2 separate regions of the Mus musculus genome follow, and region 1 is linked to region 2. A link is a contact called in ENCODE Hi-C or POLR2A ChIA-PET data. All regions are on one chromosome and are shown on one strand. Each heading gives the region's core, a stretch centred on a gene start or an enhancer-like site at or near the end of the contact. The rest is flanking DNA. Distances are from core to core; before and after follow the strand shown. Region 1 holds the start of Nf2 (neurofibromin 2). Region 2 holds the start of Mtmr3 (myotubularin related protein 3).

Region 1 (4,823 bases), core at 2,128-4,627, 250 kb before region 2:
GGAATCGAACCCTGGTCTCCCACGTGATAGGCAAGGGATACTCACCACTATACTAACGAGGACGACCTAAGTGCTCTTCATCACTGAGCCATCTCTCTACCCCCATTATATCTATTTTTATTCCTGGCTCTCACTTTTTTTGATTCACAACTACCTATCTTACACATGGACGTTTCGCAGGAACTTTAAATGGAGTATTTTGCAGATTAGCTCTAAGCCTAGCACCGAGGATATCTTCTACAAAAATGAATGATTACTCATCACAAGCCTTATGCTTTAGCTCCACTGTGTGATCCTTCCTTTTGCTGCTCCTCAGGGCATCTCCAGATCACTTATGCACTGGCAGCTCCTGGGCTATTTGTTGTCTCAGTCGGAAGCGTCCAACCTGGCTCTCCCACCAGCAGGGAAGCACTGAAGCAATAAAAATGAAGATAACTCCACACCCAGCCCACAGCACCCTGAAGCATCACTTTGGTGGCAGCCTCGCTGGTGGGTCCAGTCAACAACTACCCAGCCCTGGCTGGGGCGTCCTAGTCGTCCAGGGATCTCTTGCAGAAGAGTGAGACTTGAGCTACAGGACAAGTCTAGCAACAATGTCTAATAAATACTACAGAATTCCAATCATGTTACTTATGTATTGCTTCTTGAACTTTTATGTATACAAAAATGGGTTTCTTTATGACATTTCGGTGCCTCTAAATCCTTAGACTTTGTTCTTGGTAGCCCCATTCCCAGTCCATATTTTTTGGAAGCAGCAATAGGGAGAATCTAGAAGCTTAACATTGTGTAGCACAAGGGTAAAGCCAGCAGTTCTGGCCTAGATCAGGGCTCAGTCCCATTTCTAGCCTTGTCTGGGTTGAGCCTGAGATTCTGTCATGCTGGGCACTGGTTTTGCCAGGGTCAGAGCAGAGAGGATTTGACAGAGACAGCACTTATGGAGTGCCTATTGTTTAATCAAACCACATGCAGTTGTCTCCTTTGCACCATGAGAACTAGTTACAAACAGAATTTAAGCTGGGCTGGGGTGGCATGCACCTTTGTTCTAGCACTCAGGAGACAGACATTGGTAGACTTGTCTGAATTTAGGGTCAGGCTGGAGTACATACTGAGTTCCTGGACTGCCAGGGCTATGCAAAGAGACTGCCCCTACCAAACAAAACAACACATAAACTAAACAAGGACAGCAAAACAAGAACACCCCTCCCCAAATAAAACAAAAGCAAACCAAAACAACAGAAGTCAAGCCAGGGCTGTAGGGTTTTTTGGTTTTTTCCTGAGACAGTTTTTTTTTTTTTTTTTTTTTTTTAAGATTTATTTATTATATGTAAGTACACTGTAGCTGTTTTCAGACACACCAGAAGAGGGAGTCAGATCTCATTATGGATGGTTGTGAGCCACCATGTGGTTGCTGGGATTTGAAGTCAGGACCTTTGGAAGAGCAGTCGGGTGCTCTTACCTGCTGAGCCATCTCACCAGCCCCCCTGAGACAGTTTTTTTGTTTTTTGTTTTTTTTTTTTTCTGTGTAGCACTGGCTGTCCTGTAACTCTATAGACCTCAAACTCACAGAGATCCACCTGCCTCAATTTGGGATTAAAGGTGTGTAGCACCATGCTCTTCCAGGGCTATGGTTTGTTTGTTTGGTTGGTTTTGGTTTTTCGAGACAGGGTTTCTCTGTATAGCCCTGGCTGTCCTGGAACTCACTTTGCAGTCCAGGCTGGCCTTGAACTCAGAAATCCTCCTGCCTCTGCCTCCAGAGTGCTGGGATTAAAGGCATGTGCCACCATGCCTGGCTCCAGGGCTATGGTTTTAAGAGAGGCTGAGGAAGAGGACATGCTCAGGGGTTCTAGGATACCCCAAATAACACAGGAAGACCCTGTCTCAAAAACAAACAAATAGACATACAAAGGTTGGAAAGGTGGTTTAGTGCCTAAGAGTAAATGTTGCTTTCGCAGAGGACCCAGGTTCAGTTTCCAACACCCATGCAGTAGCTAAGGACTGAATTACAGTTTCAGGGGCTTTGGAACCCTCTTTTGACATGTGTGCCAGGTATACATGCAATGCACATATGTGCTGTAAAACATTTATATACATAAGATAAAAAAAAAAAAACAAAACTGTGGTGCTTTGACTAAGAACGGTCCCATAAGCTTATATTTGAATGCTTGGTCACCAAGGAGTGGCCCTATTTGAAAGAATTAGAAGGCTTAGGAGGTGTGGTCTTGTGGAAGGAAGTCTATCATTAGGGGTGGTTTTTGAGGTTTCAAAAGCCCATGCCAAATGGTTGTCTTGCTTTCCAAGCCTGCAGATCAGGATATAGCCATCTCTCAGCTACTGCTCCAGTACCATGCATGCCACCATGCTCCCTACCATGCTGATAATGGACTAAACATCTGAAACTGTAAAGAAGAAAAAGTCCCCAATTAAATGTTTTCTTTGATACGAGTTGCTGTGGTCATGGTGTCTCTTCACAGCAGCAGTGCCTGGGGAATGTATCTTTAAAACAAGTAAAAACTCTACAAATCCCCAGAAAGTTGAAATTTTCCTAAGCATATTATACATTTGATGACGTTAAGCTACAAGTACTCCAAGTATGTAGCTTGGAAATTAAAACAAAACAAAACAAAAAAACCAAACAAAGGAACAGAGGGTAAAATGAAAATTCTTGCCGGGCAATAGTGGCGCACACCTTTAATCCTCAGCACTTGGGAGGCAGCAGCAGGCGAATTTCTGAGTTCGAGGCCAGCCTGGTCTACAGAGTGAGTTCCAGGACAGCCAAGGATACAGAGAGAAACCCTGTCTCGAAAAACTCAAAAAAAAAAAAAAAAAAAAAAAAATAAATAAAATTAGCTTTCTATATGTATTAAGCAAGTTTCAATTCCTCAACCACCTAGTAAGGTAAGGACTATCATGAATTCTGTGGTTATTCTAATTCTCTTAAAAAGAAGTTGAAGGATCTGGCAGGCAAGTCGGGGCAACTTAAGCGGCCTCACTTCGTGTTTTTAAAGTTTGAAAAATATTGAGTCAGCATATATAATTAAGTGTCAAAAAGGAATTTCGGCCGGATGTCCCAGATACGACTGAAGCTCTGGTAAGACGCTATAAATGGGATCTCTCACTGACTGCAACAGTACCTCGTGCGGTGCAGTCCCGGCCTCTACAGGTTTCCCGGGAAAGGCGCCGCCCGCTCCTTCTCAACCAGTCTTGCTAGAGTAGGAGTATACTTTAGGAACAAAAGCGCTCGGAGTGACCGCATCTACAGCCACTCAACGCCGAGAACAGACCGGCGGCCCTCGTTCAGTGCAACTTTCAATTGGTGGAGTAGGCCTCCAGGAGGCGGGACGAAGCGGAAGTCCCGCTTCCTTTGGCGTTCCTGCCAATCACAGTATCTTAGAGAAAAAAGTGTTAGGGTGAGTCGCTGAGTAGCGTAGTGGGAGTCCGGAGGGCGGGGCGGGGCGGGGATCCGGCAGGTCGCTGAGGTGGGGGTTGGTAGAGGACGCTTCCCGAGGGCGCGCGGAGCGGAGCTGGTGACAGACACGCACGCGCGTGTGCGCTCCCAACTACTGCGCGGCCCCGCGACCCTCGGGGGTCGCTGAGAGGCCCGGCGTCGGCGCCGCAGCCGTCTAGGATTTCTGTCCAAAGGCGTCCCTGGCGTCCCCAGCCCGAAGCTCCAAGCTCGGGGCTGCGCGTGCTTTTGCCGGCATCTCCCCCCGACCCCCCCGTCGTCAGAGACTGTCCCTTAACTCATCTTTCCGCACCCACAGCCGGGTCCTCGCGGCCCATGCTGGCCGCTGGGGACCCAGGCAGCCTAGGTCTGTCTCGGGCCGGCCAGCCGGCCACCATGGTGGCCCTGAGGCCTGTGCAGCTACTCCAGGGGGGCTAAGAGACCCAGAACGCGGGCCTAGGGGTGAGGGGATCCAAGGCCGGTACCTCGCGCCATGGCCGGAGCCATCGCTTCTCGCATGAGCTTCAGCTCACTCAAGAGGAAGCAGCCCAAGACATTCACGGTGCGGATCGTCACCATGGACGCCGAGATGGAGTTCAACTGCGAGGTAACCGGCCGCCGACCCCGACGGGCTGTGAGTGGAGAGCCGCGGAATCTCTGCCTGTCTGGTGGCAGCGACGCGGGTCCCTACCCATGGGGTGCCCTCGCTGTGGTGACAGTCGAAGTGCAAGCTTAAGGGATTCCGTATATATCATTATCTGGAACCGGAAGAGGCTTTCTAGGGCCAGATCACAAGTTAAAGCTAGTTGTTTGTTTGCTTGTTTGTTAAAGTGGGGTTCTTGGTTTTGGCATTTCCCGAAGGTTATTTTCATTCATTTGTTATTGGGAAACACTGGAATCTTCCGTAGAAACGAACCGGTGTGCAGTGTGTAGAACTCGCGCCTAAAACTCCAGGGAGTTTTTCGCTAGGTATTAACTGTGTACCCTAGGTCTTAAAAGTTACATCTAGTTATATTGGAAGCTCGTACTTTTCCCTGTTCCAAAATTTTCAGTTTCTGGAAAAAACTCTTTGAGGAAAGAGTGTCTTACATTTACTCTTTATAGTTTCTAACATGATGATAATAGCTATCATTTTGTTGAAGAGTGTGTATGTGAGTGAGTGTGTGTGTGTGTGTGTGTGTGTGTGTTTGTGTTTTCAGGGCCTTGTGTATGCTAGGCATGCACCCCATCACTGGGTTGTATCCACAACCCTGAACACTTGCTAAGTGTCAGACATTTACACATTTGACTCTCAAAAAACAAACAAACAAAAAAGCAAAGCAACAACAAAAAAGCCAGTCAGATAGGTCCTGTGCCACTGGAATATACTTGGTTTGCTTCC
Region 2 (4,896 bases), core at 2,363-4,862:
AAAATCATAATTAAGCAGTAATTTTATCACTGGTAACAAGTACAATAAGTTGTATTTGTCAGAAACATAATATATGTTTGGTGACAAGCCAACTAACCAAATATGAGAAACTGGATGTTGCATGATAACCATTCTTTCCTGTAAAAATAGTGTTCCTTCCTCGAGGTAATTTAGGAAACAGCTGCTTGTAGGACATCACATTTTATTTGAGAGTTCTGAAAGCACTGGGGGAGGAGAAGGGGAGGGGTACAGAACCACTGGGGTGGGAGAAGGGGGTACAGGACACTGGGGTGGGAGAGGGGGTACAGGACACTGGGGTGGGAGAGGGAGGTACAGGACACTGGGGTGGGAGAAGGGGGGTACAGGACACTGGGGTGGGAGAGGGAGGTACAGGACACTGGGGTGGGAGAAGGGGGTACAAGACACTGGGGTGGGAGAGGGGGTACAGGACACTGGGGTGGGAGAGGGGGTACAGGACACTGGGGTGGTATTAGATGCCACTGGTTAGTTTGCTTTAACATGACTAATTGACCTGTGAATTTCAGCTCAATAACCTGTTAAAAAAATGTGCATTATATGGAATTTCCATATCACCATCTGGAAGAGTGAAAGGCTTGCCGTCAAAGAGCAAATAAAATTAGGCCTCCCTTTTTCCTCAATACAGGACATTCTTTTTTTGTTTGTTTGCTTTTTTGTTTTTTTGTTTCTGTTTTTTGAGACAGGGTTTCTCTGTATAGCCCTGGCTGTCCTGGAACTCATTTTGTAGACCAGGCTGGCCTCCAACTCAGAAATCCGCCTGCCTCTGCCTCTCGAGTTCTGGGATTAAAGGCGTGCACCACCATGCCCGGCCAATACAGGACATTCTTAAGTGAAACTGCCATATTGTTTAGTACCAGCCCACTTTGTTAAGGATACAATGGCTAGTGGAACACACTGTACCACCGCCTTGATTGGGACAAAGCACCAGCAATGAACCTGGTCCTTTTGTGCCATTGGTATAAATATCAACATGATAAGAAGACAAGCTACTAATTGGTATTATTATGAAAAGACTTTGAACCAAATAGAGCCCTGAGCGTTTCAGGTTACCTGAAGAACCTGTGGGCCATGCTTCAAAAGCCATTGCTCTACACTGAATTAGAACGGGAATGAAATGGATCCATTTCCACCAGTAGGGGTACCATGTGCTGTCAGAAAAATCCTGGGAGATATTTTTATACTTACTGGAAATTTTAATTCAAGCACACACAGTGCTATGCTTGCCTTGTTTTAGATTCCTACCACTGAATACAGAATAAAAGTAACGATTTTGATAATGGCATATGCATTACATTGTTTTTAAGAAAATGATCACTTTCAGGCATTTTTGCTGAAGTAATTATATTCTCCTTAAATGTTATCAATGTCACTGTAATCTTATTTTGAATATAGAAAGGTTTTTTTTTTTTTTCCTGCTTGTTAAAAATAGGGCCTGGTGTGCGCTCAACACACACGCTGTATCCTCAGCCCCTACAAAGGGAGTTTTCCAGGCCATGCAGAGTTTGCTCTTTTGTATTTAGAGACAATTTCCTAATATCTGCCTTCCAGGCTTCCAGGAGTGGAGAGGAAGGGAAGTATGATGTGCACAGATGTCCCTCAACATCAGATCACTTGAGTTCAAACTCTGGCCTTCTTGTTTCATCTACATCTAAGGCTGAAGTGGTTTGGTGCAAGCTAAAAGATTCGGTGCACACCATGAATTCAAGGGTACAGTAAAATTTCTTCAAACATTTTAAATACTGGTCGAGGATTCAGTCAAAGATTTCCTTTCTCACTCCAGATCAAAAAGCAAATTGTTATTGTTGATAAACAGAGAGGCAAGCGACAAGCTGATCCATGTGCTCTTTCCATGTGGACTGTGGGAGCTGTGGGATTGGTGGAGCAGGTGTGAATTTCCTGTTGCCTGAGTTGTTTACCTGGAGCCACTTTATCAGTGTCCAGCCATCCAGCAGGGATTGTCCTGGCAGTGAAGTGCTAGCTCCAGTTCAGGTTCCCCACTGCTGGCAGTCTGTCTGTCTACTCTGTGTGTCCTGTTGTCCATCTATTTGATGCTCTATTTTTTTTTCTTGTCCCACAAAGGCCATGAGAATATACACAAAGGGAAACCAGGACAGTGGATTATAAATGAAAGTGTATAGTTTACTGCTATCACTACCAAAAGATTTTTTTTTTTGACCCAAGAGGTGCAATCATTGTACTTCCAATTTAGCCTGTGCTTTTCTAGTGAAGGTGAAAACGGAGACACAATCAGCTGCATTGAAGAGGAGGAAGACAGGTCCTTGGAGGGCGGTGGGAAGTCTTTGCTAACTGATCTGTGATGTAGTGCCTTCCTTGACCTTCCTTGAGATTCTGTGATGTGGTGGGTAGCCCAGAGAGTAATAGGACAGTTTGTGTTGTTATCTGGGCCTGGGTTTGAAGTTTAAGTTAAATTCAACTTATTCTGGGTTTTACTTTTTTTTTGTTTGTAAAATAAAGATAGGCCTGACCATTTATGAAGATTCAACTAGATAAATATAAACACTTGCTCTTCCATAATTAGGAGATTTGTCTGGCTATTGTGTTGTGCAATTTTAGGTTCTGGAGACATAATGACAAATAAGACAGCATCCTTTTTTTCTAATTATTCTTAAACTCCAGTGGGGGCAGAGAGGCAATAATGTTGAATACAAAGAAACAAATAATGGGGGGGGGGAGATAAACAATTTAACAAATACAGGGATAAATTTCATTTACTTGTCTTCTGATAAAAAATCAAGGTCATGTTAAAATTCATCTAAGGAAGTGAAATATCTTTGAGGATTTGTTAGGACCTAAGCCAGTAGATCTCAACCTTTAAACGCTGTGACTTTAATATAGTTCCTCACGTATGCTGACTCCCAACTTACTTTCCTCGCTAATTTATAACTGTAATTTTCTACTACCATGAATCATAATGTAAATATCTGAGGTTCAGGATATTTGAGACCCCGAGGACTGCTGACCTAAAATAAGGTATTACAGTGTTAGACTATGGGGCTCTTCTGGAGGCCAGTCAAAGTAGGGATTCTTTTCCCCCTTGCTTTTCTTTGAGCACTGAGGTTTTTTTTATTAGGAGCTGGCGTTGAGGCAGTTTGAACTTGTATTCTGGGCATAACTTATAGCACACTATATTTACATGCACGGTATTAAGTTAGTTTTATATTGACTATACTTGCTGGGGATATAATATCACTACTGTTCTTAGTTTTAATAGAAAGTAGAGTAAGCTGAAGTGCTGTCTTGGTCCATTAAGTTGGAAAAGAAGCCTGAAAAATCTTTCTAAACCTTGTTTTTCTTTTTCTTAATTCGTAACGGTTTATTTATTCACTTCTCATTTTTCTTTTCTTCCTCCTGACGCTTCTCTGCAGCCACAGTCTGGTGACTTGCAGCCCCGCCCACATCCTGGGGCGTGACCAACGAGCCAGGCCCCGCCCTCGCCCATCCCGTGACGGCCAGTCTTCCCCCCCGCCCCCCATCCCACAGCGGACAGCGCGCCGGAGCGTGCGCGCGCGCCCCCGCTCTCAGCTCCGATCGGTCTCGGGAGCGCGCTCTGTGTGGCCGCTGCCGCCATGTTGTTGTGGTTGTGAGAAGGCGGCGGCGGCAGCGGCGGCGGCGGCGGCGGAGCAGCCGGCGGAGACGCTCCAGCGGCCCAGGCGCTGGCCCCCGCCGACCCTGGCTGGCAGCCTCCTGGGGTGGCGGAGGAGGCCCTGCGGTGGCGGGCCTCGCCATGTCCTGCCGCCTGGTAAGAAGCCCACCCTCCGGCTCTGGTGGCGAGGAGGTGCTGGAGGAGGGGCGGACCTGGGCCGAGTGCGGCGGCTGTCACCGGCCGGGGAGGCGGCGGCGGGCCGAGGGCTGGGTTGGCCGCGGCCTCCCGGGGCAAGCTCTCAGAATGGAGCACCGAGGCCCGGTCGGGCGAGTCGGGGGAGGCGGGGTCGCCGAGCTCGGCGGCCATCCTGAACCTGGCGGTGGGTAACACTCGGAGTGTTGGGAGCTGCGGCTGGGGCGCCCTGGAAAACGCTCCCGGGCCTCCGGGAGGTGAGCGTGTGGCCCGAGGCCCTGGTCGAGACCGTGGGAGTCCTTAGTGGCGAGAGGCCGGAGGTCGTGCTGTTGGAAACCACGGGCGAGCTGTGCGGGCCTCAGCCTAACTGCAGCAGGGCATCCTCCTGACCTGGTAGTGCTTGAAGGGGAACGAAGGTCCAGGGGTGGTTGGAGGAGCTCGGGGAACACTGCTCAAGTAGCTCTGCAAAAGATCAGTATTATTTCTTGGGTTGAAATTGTACTGGATGTATTGCATTTCATGACCCAAGATGGTATTGTTGGGGCCAGAAAACTTATTTCAAAAATTGGAAGTAGAGTTTGCACACTCTGTTAGGCCACCAGGAGTCAGATCATCTCACTTGTGAGTTTTACACACAGGTTTCTGTTAGATATTAATGTTCAGTCATTGTCAGAATGAAGTTTACGTTTTTATTCTTCTTACTATCTTGACATCCACTTGGCTTTTTGACATTTAGGGTCTTTTTTTTTTTTTTTTTTGTATTAAAAGTGCATGTGTTCTTGTAGTGGAGGCTCAGCCTCGTTCCTCTTGTGAACAGTGAGCCGTCAGAAGTTACGATTGAATGGTAGATGGTTCTGTATCAAAATGATCTTGTTTGTGGGGATGTGAAGGAGGCCTTCTTTGAGATTCTGCAATGTTTCTGTGTTTTTTACTTGGAAACCAAATAACATGCGTTGATGGCCAGTGAAAGACTTCTTTTCCATGCTTGACTGAGTAGAAGAGTTTACAGAATGACACCGTTGTGGGTAAACACTATGCAATATGTTATTAAACTAAATTTG

What was found. A loop is a pair of places that touch in the nucleus more often than their neighbours do. ChIA-PET counts read pairs that join two places held with the same protein, here RNA polymerase II (POLR2A).
Region 1: a map of left cerebral cortex shows a loop between it and region 2 (2.2-fold over the local background). The contact joins the promoter of Nf2 here to the promoter of Mtmr3 in region 2. A Hi-C loop is called at or near these places in 1 of 37 maps with a recorded cell type or tissue (left cerebral cortex). POLR2A ChIA-PET finds 5 or more read pairs at or near these places in 1 of 5 experiments (Patski).

The regions. Positions count from the first base shown.
Region 1 is chr11:4,848,098-4,852,920 of GRCm38, reverse strand. It overlaps Nf2 (neurofibromin 2), which reads left to right and starts at 3,377. Exons shown (of 17, transcript NM_001252250.1): 1 at 3,377-4,049. The coding sequence starts at 3,936.
Region 2 is chr11:4,593,506-4,598,401 of GRCm38, reverse strand. It overlaps Mtmr3 (myotubularin related protein 3), which reads left to right and starts at 3,612. Exons shown (of 19, transcript NM_001373897.1): 1 at 3,612-3,799.